Regions from separate parts of the Mus musculus genome. Here region 1 is linked to region 2. A link is a loop called in an ENCODE intact Hi-C map of the cell type or tissue named here. Cell type or tissue: left cerebral cortex. All regions are shown on one strand. Each heading gives the region's core, and the rest is flanking DNA. Links, peaks and the distances in the headings are about the cores only. Region 1 overlaps Gm35161 (a long non-coding RNA gene). Region 2 has its middle 38 kb from the start of Gm35444.

Region 1 (5,387 bases), core at 306-5,305, 320 kb after region 2:
AAAAGGCCCAAAACACTTATAGGGACACTAAGAAGTCAGTATGTCTGCATATCTGTGTGTCCCACGAGGCACTATGAGATTGAAAAGCCCAGTTGCCAAGCAAAGCTTTTCTAAAAGGCTCCAGAGGGGGCCTTTGGGGGGCCTTGGCTCCTGGTCTGTAGCACTTACCCCGTGATGTCACTTCTTGAAATAATTTATCACATCCATTTCTCCAAGTAAATAAGCATTCTAAAATCAAGTCTAAATTTCATAGGTGCTCATTAATAACTTTAAAATTAGCTTATTTTAATTATCTTTGATCTCTCTCTTTCCCAGTAACTATTATTTAATTGAAATTTATATCCCATGTGTTTCCAAAGTGGTTGGAAGTATCATTATAATTTGGGAACAATCACAGGTTGGTCATTAATCTGCCAACCCTTACTGGGAATTGGATGGGGTGTCAATCAACCAGTTAGTGAAAAACAGACATTTCCAGATGGCCAGGAGGAAAGGATGATTTAGGGAATTAGAAGATTACCTGTGTATCATGATACAGATAAAGCAATAATAATAAACAAAATAATACTGTGTTTATTAGATAGTCTGGTATGAGAACCCCTCCCAAAGATCTTTATGAAGAATTTATGATCCTGGGATAATGACCAGAAGAAGAAAAACAATTTCAATATGCATTCTTTGAGCAGTAAATGGAAAGATCAGATATCCCAGGGATTAATCATTTAGTAAGAACCAGGTGATAGGCAGGGTGGGGCAACTAGGGCATGGCCCCCGGACTCAGGTTGTGGTCTTCTGTGATGAAAATCTCTGGGTACAGCTCAGCCTTTGTATACATCCTTGGGGTTATCTTCCTGTTGGTAGATAACTGATAGACTGGTCCCTGGCCAAATACAGAAATCACTTTATGAATTTCATTTGATAGTTCATCTTGTTGCATTTCATACTAACACTGCCTGGAAGACTCCAACTGTTTGAATGAGGAATATGTTACATCTAGGAAGGAAAAACATCCTGGGTATTCTAACTCAAAGAAGGACCAATGGGTAATATGTGAATCATTAGCCTAATTCATTGTTGTTATACACAATCACGGATGATTTCTAACATCCCACTCCACAATCATTTATTCTTAAATTGTCCTATAATTCTATTCTTAGGAGGTTAAAAAAAAGGCTGGTAGTCATTTTACTATATGCCAAGTATAAAATTTTGTAAACTTTTATCTGAAATAAACATAATTATAGTACATACGTACAAAGTTACAAATTAAATGTAACTGCAGAACTTCTTCTCAGTGTAGGAAAAGCGACAGTGCACTGTACAGGATGCAGTCTGTGAACAGTGCCCTAAGAACAGGGATAGCACACTAATAAAATTTGGCATAGAACAGGTTGAGCCAATAGTATGCAACTCACAGCCTAATGTTGATCTTCTGTATTTCATTGATGATAAGTTCTTTACACATTTTCCTTCCTTTTCTATTTATTTTTACTTTATCTATTAATTTTTTTCAGATAAGCCCTCTCTCCACTTGTTGGCTCCCAGGAAGAATTCATTTAGAAGTGAAGGCCTCAGCAAGAAGACAAGCCTTGGCTCATGTATCAGTTATACATTAGTAATGCAGTAAGAGTTGTCTAGGCCTGGATGGCCATTTTATTCCTTTAGCCTGCTGAGCATGAAAGTGTGTTCAGCGTTCCCCAGTAACAGTGTCAACAGCACCTGTCTAGATAGAGTTGGCACCTAACAGAATCTGGCCATTTGCAGCTTATTTAACCTCGGGCAGTTGGCCACAGGAACCCAGCAACCTTCTGGCTGTTGTACTGGGCACCGCCTCCATCAAGCACAAGGGAGCCGAGTGAACTGAACCTCCGGTTCAGCAGAGTCCAGATTGTGCCTTTTTAGGATACTGGAAAGAGTTTTTCATTAACTCATTTTATATAAACACTTAAATGCAATGAATCTGTGTATTCAAATATCCTGCTGGTAGAAACTCAGTGTTTATACATTTTGGCTCCTATTGGTATAAATGACCATGATAATATTACAGTGGATGACACTCTAAGCCTAAATACTAGTTATCCATGACAATGTGTTTCTAAAAAACACATTCTCATAAAATATATTCCTCAAGCCTCCAAGCTCCTAAAACCCTGTTTGACAATTGTTATCTCTCTGTTTCAGAATAAAGCCAGGCACTGAACAATCAGCTACTGGTGTTGAGAGTGGACAGAAGGTTGGGGACAAGGATGACGCCCCCTCCCTACACACCCTACAAAAAGAGTTGGGCAAGGGAAGCAGATGGTGGAAGCAGGGTGTAAAATAAGAGCACGGATGGAAGTCAGGTGGATCTAGAGATAGGGCTGGAGTGGGGACAATGCAGGGATCAGGGTCTGCCCTGCAGCCCAGTGTACCTGGTCCCTGAGTCTAGATGTATAAGACAGAATTGGAGCAAGGCAATTGCAGCAGGAACGGGAGATGGGAGAAGGAAATGCCTAAGACTTGAGAAGAGCCTGGATGATGTTGGCAAAGCTTCATGGATCTGGAGATGTGGGCAGGTGCCACAGTAAGAGGAAGAAACTGAAGTTAGCTCAGCAATGCTACAAGTGGCTTGGGCTTAACAGAAGGTTTGGCAGATGTCAACATTCAATTTCACATCCGTCCATCTGTGAGAGAATCCAGAGCATGGCTGGGTTCCATTTGGAAGGAAAGCGCCTAATTATTTAGGTCTGAGGGTATGCAAAGGTATCTTGCGTTTTCATATTTAGTATGCTGGTAACAACAACAACAACAACAACAACAAAACCCACAATGTACAGGCATTTATCTTTTTAAAATCTCCCACTTAATAGCGAATGTTTTGAGATTATAATGTGAAATCTGTAACACTTTGTAACATACAAAATAAATTTGCATGAATGGGTCATAACGTTGGAAATTAAGTTTACAAATAAATTGGTTTTGTTTAAAATGCCAACAAGAACAAATGCAAAATCCAGAAACCCTAGCTAGCTGATTGGGAGTGGTATGTCTCATCTGACCTTGGGAGTGGGGTTGGGGCATTGGCAATGACTGGTGATAAGCTTGCCAGTTAGTGGCAACAAAGGAAGGTGCTTATGTTTTTGGCTTGATTTTATCCCTGTCTCTTTTCTGTCAAGTCCATGTCCTTAAGTCTGTAGAGATGCAGCCTTCACTGCATACTTCACAGACCCTGTGCTGCTGAACAATTATCTTTTGCAATTGTTTTTTTTTTTCCACAGTGAGTTACTGGAAACTCACAGCTCCAAACGCATTTTCCCTGGATAAAACTCACCCAAAATAATACTTTCTTTACGTGATCTCTTTTGTGAACACATTTACTGTGCTGAAAAAAAAATCTTCAGGCTCTAACTTCAGACATGCTGTTACTCTTTGCTGGATGGGTCAAGTGGAATTTATGGCAATAGGCATTTGATCTTTAATGGAAATCCTGCTATGTTACAGTCCAAAGCATGATAAGGTCTTTAAAGACCCAGTGAAGGAAGGATACCATTTCATTTAGGAGCAAATGGGCACATTGTAACACAGCCTCATTAGGATCTGGAAACCTGGCAGATCAGATCCTGATTAGAAGAGTTCTGTCAATATTCATGCATTGTGCTATCTTTTTAAAAGAAGTAGCCTAATTTTCTCTCTTCATTCACACATCTCTCCATCCATTCATCTAACCATGCATCCATCCATCCATCCATCCATCCATCCATCCATCCATCCATCCATCCATCCATCTATCCATCCACTATATTTAAAAAATTATGGTCATAGGGACATGTAGTAGTGAGTTTAGCTAATGCTGCTTTGTGCCACCCTCTGGATTCAAGAATGAAAGACACACACACACACACACACACACACACACACACACACACACACACACACACACACACACACGCGTTAATTTTAAATGCCTTGACTAGCTCAAAGGCTGGGCAGTTCTAACTCTCCCAGTGGCTAGCACATATATTTGCCTCCTATAATCCTAGCTTAACGCCCTCTAATTGTATATTTTACCTCTGTTGCCCTGGCTCTTTCTGGACAGCTCCCTAATCTTTGCTGCCCAAGACACTTCTGGGCAACCCTGGGCTGCATTCCTTCTCAACATTTCAGATGATTTTCCTTCTGCGGCTCTCAATCGGATCTGTCTCCAGCCAAATCATGGTGATCCTCCCCCTTCCTCCCAGTTCTTAGCCCTCACAAATCCAAAGGTCCTGCCTCAGTCTATCTGCCCAGACACTGGCTGTTGGCTGTTTATTAATCAGTCAAAAATCAATTGGGGACAAGGACCTTCAGTGTTTGGGCATGCAGATTCCCGATCTGGGGGGACTGGATTAATTCAAAATATTAAAACCAACCCCCAACAAGGACATAACGTTGGACAGAAGGAATTAAATATTTCTACCCCTACTAAACTTGCCATCTGATGGAGGAAGGTAGATTGCATTAAAACAAAAATATGACTGTGCAGAAAGTTGACCTGCCATGCCACTAATAACATGTTCTCTTTCTTGGGAGAAATAGTTTGGAGTAAATACTACTTACCAAACAGAAAAATCCAGCACACTTTTAAATATACAGTCCAATTTATAATTACCTTTAATATTTTAATTGGGTATAGAGTTTTCTCTTTGATCCAAAGAGGTAGGTTAAAAGTCATTCCATTATGTACAAGAGTAGAATAAACTTGTTTGAAAACACCTTATAATAAATAAACCACTTTATCACTGCAAATATAAATTAACTAAAGCTCATAGGTTTTACATGATTTTTCCAAGGATGTACCATCAACTTTTAAGAAAGTTATTATCTGAACACTGACAGTTACTATCAGACAGAGTGGAATAATACTAGTGGTAGGTTTGATTTATTTACAAATTCAGAAATAAAGTCATAAATCAGCCGATGTGCAGTGGTTTAAAACCATAACCTATGTTGTCTGAATGGAATGAGGGAGATGGAATTGGAGAGAAATACTCTTAAACAATGCCATAGCATTGTGTAGCACAGTGCTATAATCTCTCAGTATATTATACTTGAATCTTAGGATGTTTCTAGAATATTCCCTAACAATTTTTAATGTATTTAGTGCTCTAATTTGGAGGATCATACTCCCCACACATCCTTGCCAAGGCTCTGGTCTTGGTTCTCAGCGGGAGGCACTAGTAGGATCATGTGGGTCTATTTTAGTTGCTTTCTTCCTTGCTGCTACGAAATAACCAACAAAAGCAATGTAATGAAAGACGGTTTATTGTAGCACACAGTTCAAAGACAGAGTCTATCATGCAGTAGGAGCTCAGTGGCTGATTACATTGTATCCAGCCAGAAGCAGAGAGGTTAGTGATGGTTTCTCCTTT
Region 2 (5,387 bases), core at 330-5,329:
TAGTTTTCTCATTCCATTTAGAGACTAAAAATAGCATTTAGCATGACCCCCAAATGAAACTTCCATTTTCCTAGAATATGAGCTCCTTAAAATCATACCACGGACCACAGGAGAAGGGTTTCCTGAACGTAACTGTTGGGGATGAGCTGGTGAAACCAGAGGATTTGGAGTAACAGGAGAGTCTGGAATGTGGAGAAACAGTTTGTGTTCTTAGCTTACAAATAAATGAGATATTCTGGTAGCCTGTGCATTTCAACCTGCCTTTAATACTGCACAGACCAGAATCGGATGGTGTTCTCTCTGCTTAGCGTAGCACTTGCTCACACATGATGGGCTGTGGTGCGAGGCCTTCAGGTTTCTTGCAGATTCCATCGTGTTGTCTGTGGTTAATACGACCAGAGTTTCCATATGGAGAACGACATTCAAGGAAGGAGCTAACATTTTCCTTTGTGATTGACAGGTTATGAGTGCTTCTCTGGGGCTGCATTTATAAAAATGTATGTCCAAGAAGCTCAGGATAGTTCATGTTGTCCATTATTTCAAACTCCTAGCTTCTTTATGATGGGGACATTCAAAACGACACTATCTAGGCAGATGTGTAATGAGATGTGGCCAAATATAATCTCCACTCTTTTTGGTGGGCTAACACTAGAACCTCTCCTATCTAGTGCAAAGGTTGAGGTGTTTGGAGTGTGTGGATCCTCAGTCCTCTGTGAGGTGACTTTTATTTTTTCTTCTCCTTTTGCTGATTCTCTGAGAGCCGAGATCACCGCAATCTCTACCTTTTGTTACCTCGTGTGGTTTGTCCAGACTTCACTGTTGAAACTCAGCAGCTGCTGGAATTGCTGATGGCATGGTTTGACTGTTCAGGTCTATGGGAAACAGGAGGCAGGTATGGTAAGCTCCAGGTCCCAGGGACGTGCCCCTCCAGGGGATGAGAGAGCCAAGGAGAACGAATTAGTAGCTGTCTCTGATGGATGTCATTAGAAAGACAGGAAGCCGTTAGGGGAATAATTAGAGGCTGATAAAAGAACATCTGGGAACTGCGTTTCTTTTTTATGATGCCTCCCTCTAAGAGCGCCGTTGCAAACTATAGACAATGTCAGAAAGCTCAGTCAGTTTATGCTAATCCTCCGCTGTTCACCTTCAGCTCTGCAATGCGGCAATGGCAGCGTATGGTGGGACACAGTGAATGGTATTTCTGTTCCCAAGGACACAGTGATCTTTCTTCCATCTACATCTAGCATGCCAACAAAGCCTCATTCCCATCCCACCTGGTGTTTTAGTATTGAGCCACCCGAGCACCCTCACCACATTTAATGCCTCAGCCGGGTCAAATACAAAACAGGAAATGACAGCAGCGGTGTCTCAGGATGACAGGTAACTCCCCAGAGGAGGCAGGCACAGTAGCGTGGGATGGATGTGCATAGGAACCGGGCTGTGTTTACAGAAAATCATAGAGGAAAAACAACACCGTGGGAAGAAAATGCTTAAACAAGAACAAAGGCGTGCTGGCTGCCTCCCAGTAAAAGAAGGTGTGAGCTTAGAGAGATCTGTGGCAAAGAGGGCTGCCAGACTGACAGAGTGCATTCCCACACAGTCGTTGTGATCCTGTCCTCAATAAGGCCTGGAGGACTTTGCTAAGGCATATACATATTGAAGGCCTCAAGTTTGTAATGTATATATTTTTGCCTCTTCTAAAAAATCTTCATGAGGAAAGAGAGTAACGGGCTGCACTGTGTGTCACAGAAACCCAAGTGGGCTCCATTTCTCGTCTCTCAAGTGCAGGGCTGCCCCTCAGGCAGGCTGTTGAGGCACAAGTATAGCAATGGCTCTTGTCTTGTTCTCTTTGGTTCTGACCAGTCGACAGAATCAACTTATCAGATATGAGGTAGGCAGTTCTGGGGTATGAAGCTCCAGGATTTTATTTCAATGGTTGTTTTAAGACCCCAGCTTTGTCCTAACTATCACACTCATTAGACTCATCCCAACATAGTTACAATCACCAGACAGTGCAGATCTGAGGTCCAGTGTTAGCACAGCATGAGTCTGAGAGAAACAAACTTGAGTTGTAGATGTTCAAATAGCAGACCCTGGATGTTAGGTACTGTGGCTCAGATGTAAAGTGTCTCCCACATACTTGTGTCTTAGCACAGGGTTCCCAGATGGTGGTTCTGTTTAGGGAGTTGTGGAGACTTTGGGAAGTGGAGCCTAGCTGGAGGAAGTCCATCTTTGGGGGCGTTTAGAGCCTGACCCTGTTTCCTATCTGTCTTTGCTTCCTGATTCGTGGAAATGTAGCAAGCTGTGAGATAAGCTTCCTCAACAGCCAGAGGCCCAGCTGCTGTACCTTCCCCATCATGAATCTCAGAGTTAAAATAACCCTCCCCGTTCCCCAGATTGCTTCTTGTCAGGGTACCCTGGAAGTGATAATGTGTGTGGATGGAGAGCCCAGGTGTCTGCCTAGAATAGCGATGCTTCAAAGGAAGAGTGGAGACCGATGGGAGGGACAAAGGGGCCGTGTCTGCTCCTTCTACTAAAACAAAAATAGATAGGCTCCCTGTATGGGAAGGCAGGCGCAGCCAGAAATGGTAAGAACAGAGATGAGGGCTGAGTCAAACATGCTCACAAAGATCCTGGAGTAGCTTGCTAAAGCTGCTGGAACCAAACTCCTAAGTCTGTTGGTCTAAGCAGCACGGACTTACTCTCTCAGTCAGTCTCCCACTGCAGGGTGGGAAAAAGGGAGCGGCAGGACCATGTCTACCCCAGGCTTTGCTTCCTTGTGTGAAGTGGAAACATCAAGTTTCTTTGGAAAGCCAGTTCTGTCAAATGGTGTTTTGCCGGGGCGCACAGGTTGGAAGGATGTCTTGCTAAAGCAGATGCGCGAAAGGCTGTTTTCCTGAAGCAGACACAGGGGAAAGGATGTTTGGATATAGCAAACACATGAAAGGACCCTTGGTGAAGGACTATAAATGTGATCCCGCAGACAGTGGGAGACCATTTGGTTTGGTCCGCTCCACCTCTCTGTTCTTCACTAATGACATGCATGTATTGGTTCACCTTACATAACATTGTCGAGCTGAACTTGTGGTAATGATGTCAGACAGAAACTTGCCCAAGAACTGCTCATGCGGTTCCTGCTGCAGCTTGCTGCTTCTGGGGCCTCCCCTCAGGCCTGTTGTCCAGCCTGGTGGTTTCTTCAGGATTGAACTACAGCTGCCTGGTGTCTGCCTGCTGACAGGACCGGTCTGCAGCTGCTGAGTCGTATTTGGTGTTTGCTATGGAACTGAGCTGTCAAAGAAGATAGAGCTCTCCCCCAAAGAACTATTGCTGAACAGGTTTAATTCCCCCATATCCTGGTAACTTTTCTCTTCTACTACCTCCGCTGGGTGGTGGGCTAGAGGAGAGGTTGAACCCTTATTAAAAGTAGATTGCAAAAAATGTATACTTACACTTGTGCACGGCCAACTGTATTCTCATTGTGTCTGTATGGTCTTCTCTGCCATTTGCGGTTTAATCTCCCTTCTTGTAAGCTCACCAACCACACTGGACTCATGCTCAGACAAAAGGCCCAGTTTTACTGGAATTACTTTTGTAAAGACCTTCTCCAATACAATCATATTCTGAGATTCTGAGGCTGCAAGGTTTGGGGCTACAACTCAGCATGGAACTGTCCCAGTGACCCGCCTATAAGGAATCAAGAGGAGGGGCTGGGCTCAGATCTGCAAGTAAGCTCCAGTGATTGACGTCTCCTCTGCTCTTGGAGATCTTCATGAATGTCCACTTATTCCTTAAACATGACCTTTAGATCAGTAACCACAAATTGTTAACCTAGAAGCTACAAAGGCTCCTGGCCCACCCTGGCACGGAAAAAGCTGCATTTTGTTGGTTAGACTATCTGGTGTAGGCTCAACTTTCAGGGGTAATGAGAGACATTTGCACCTTGAATAACACTGGTGCACACAAAATAGTCATGGGAGAAATGTGGAGAGAGAATTTGGGGGTTACCTTGGCAATTAACAGATGTATAACACAATATTTAAACTAATCTACTAGAAAATACAGTGAGAACAAATTTGTAGGACAAGAAATTTCTCTCTTAAAATATCTAAATGGAATGCAGATTTATTTTAATAAAAATATCACTCTCAAGTTGCACCCAGAGCATTACAGTTGTGATTGCTTATCATATTTACAGATAAGCCAGTAATAAATATTTAAGCAAAGTTAGAAATTTTAGATTGAAAAAACCAGTTTGAAGGGAAAAAGTGAATCTTTCTCTTTTTACAAGAATTTCTTCTCTTTTTCTTTTCCTTACTTTATTTTAAATTGACATGGTGATTATACAAATCCATGAGCACTATGTGGTGTGTGTGTGCACATGTATGTGTGTATGTGCACATGTGCAATCAGGCATGCATGCCTGTAGCTGCACCAATTTGTAGAGAACAGAGGACAAACTCAGTTATTCTTCAGTTACCTCCCTCATGCCTTATTCCTTTGAGACTGGGTCTCTCACTGGCCTAGAACTGGGAGGTAGGTGAGGCTGGCTGCCTGTTCCCAATTGCCCAGCAACCATATCTACCATTTTTCACATGGATTTTAAAGATAAAATTCAGGTCTTCACACTTGCAAGGCAGGTACTCTGCTGATTGAGTCCTTTATGCTTCACAATCGAGATGTCTTGTTATGTGTATGATTATATCACAATCAAATCCTGGGAATGACATATCCTAATTTAATTGAATAGAACTGCTATTAGCTTCTTAAGATATTTCCAGATGCCCACATAGTGGAAATTCTGCTCTTGGTCTTTGCTCATGTCTCTCCATGTTGTTCGTACTTATCTCCCATCAAAACATACAAGGGCCCCTCCCTCATGCTTTCTCTGATACTAACGTCTGCAGTTTGCCTAATGGCCTTGTCTGCAGTCACTGAACACTTAAGTGCTGTCTGTTGTTTTGCTATTACAAATAGTGTTATAAGGGACAGACGTGGACAGAATATGTTTGCAAACCTTTGATGGATTAATTGATTGGTTCATTAATTGATTATAGTGTTACAGATCTAACCCAGGGACTCACACATACAGCCCGAGTGCTCTACCAGTGTTGGGGTAAATCTCCCAAATATGTCCAAGCAATGAAAACACAGCTCAGTTAATATGAATACAGGCTGTGCACCAAGATTGGGCAGATCTACCGTTACACTACTGTCTTCCACATCTATGAGACCCCTTAGGACTTGTGGATTCTCCAGGCTTCTGCTCCACTTTTCTTCTTCTTCCTCCTCCTCCTCTGTGTCCTCTCCTTCTTCCACTTTCTCCTTCTTCCCTCCCCTCACCTTCCACTCCACCTTCCCTTTTATCTGCCCAATCATCAGCTCTCTTT

Evidence for each region. A loop is a pair of places that touch in the nucleus more often than their neighbours do. Peaks named below come from ENCODE experiments on the same cell type or tissue, not always from the same donor. Only the 100,000 strongest peaks of a DNase experiment are listed, where the experiment ranks them.
Region 1: it touches region 2 in a loop (13-fold over the local background); 3 of 42 quality-filtered maps call a loop at or near these places.

Annotation. Positions count from the first base shown.
Region 1 is chr13:69,003,468-69,008,854 of GRCm38, reverse strand. All of the region lies in intron 2 of Gm35161 (a long non-coding RNA gene), which reads right to left. It overlaps Gm35049 (a long non-coding RNA gene), which reads left to right. Exons shown (of 3, transcript XR_873626.2): 3 at 1,515-2,935. Among named protein-coding and RNA genes, the nearest start is that of Gm35161, 6.6 kb to the right of the region's middle. In left cerebral cortex, for the core only: no CTCF peak of the experiment used is centred there; a DNase peak (open chromatin) is centred at 2,545; H3K27ac peaks cover 457 bases.
Region 2 is chr13:69,327,752-69,333,138 of GRCm38, reverse strand. No RefSeq gene overlaps it. Among named protein-coding and RNA genes, the nearest start is that of Gm35444, 38 kb to the right of the region's middle. In left cerebral cortex, for the core only: no CTCF peak of the experiment used is centred there; DNase peaks (open chromatin) are centred at 1,538 and 2,374; H3K27ac peaks cover 2,380 bases.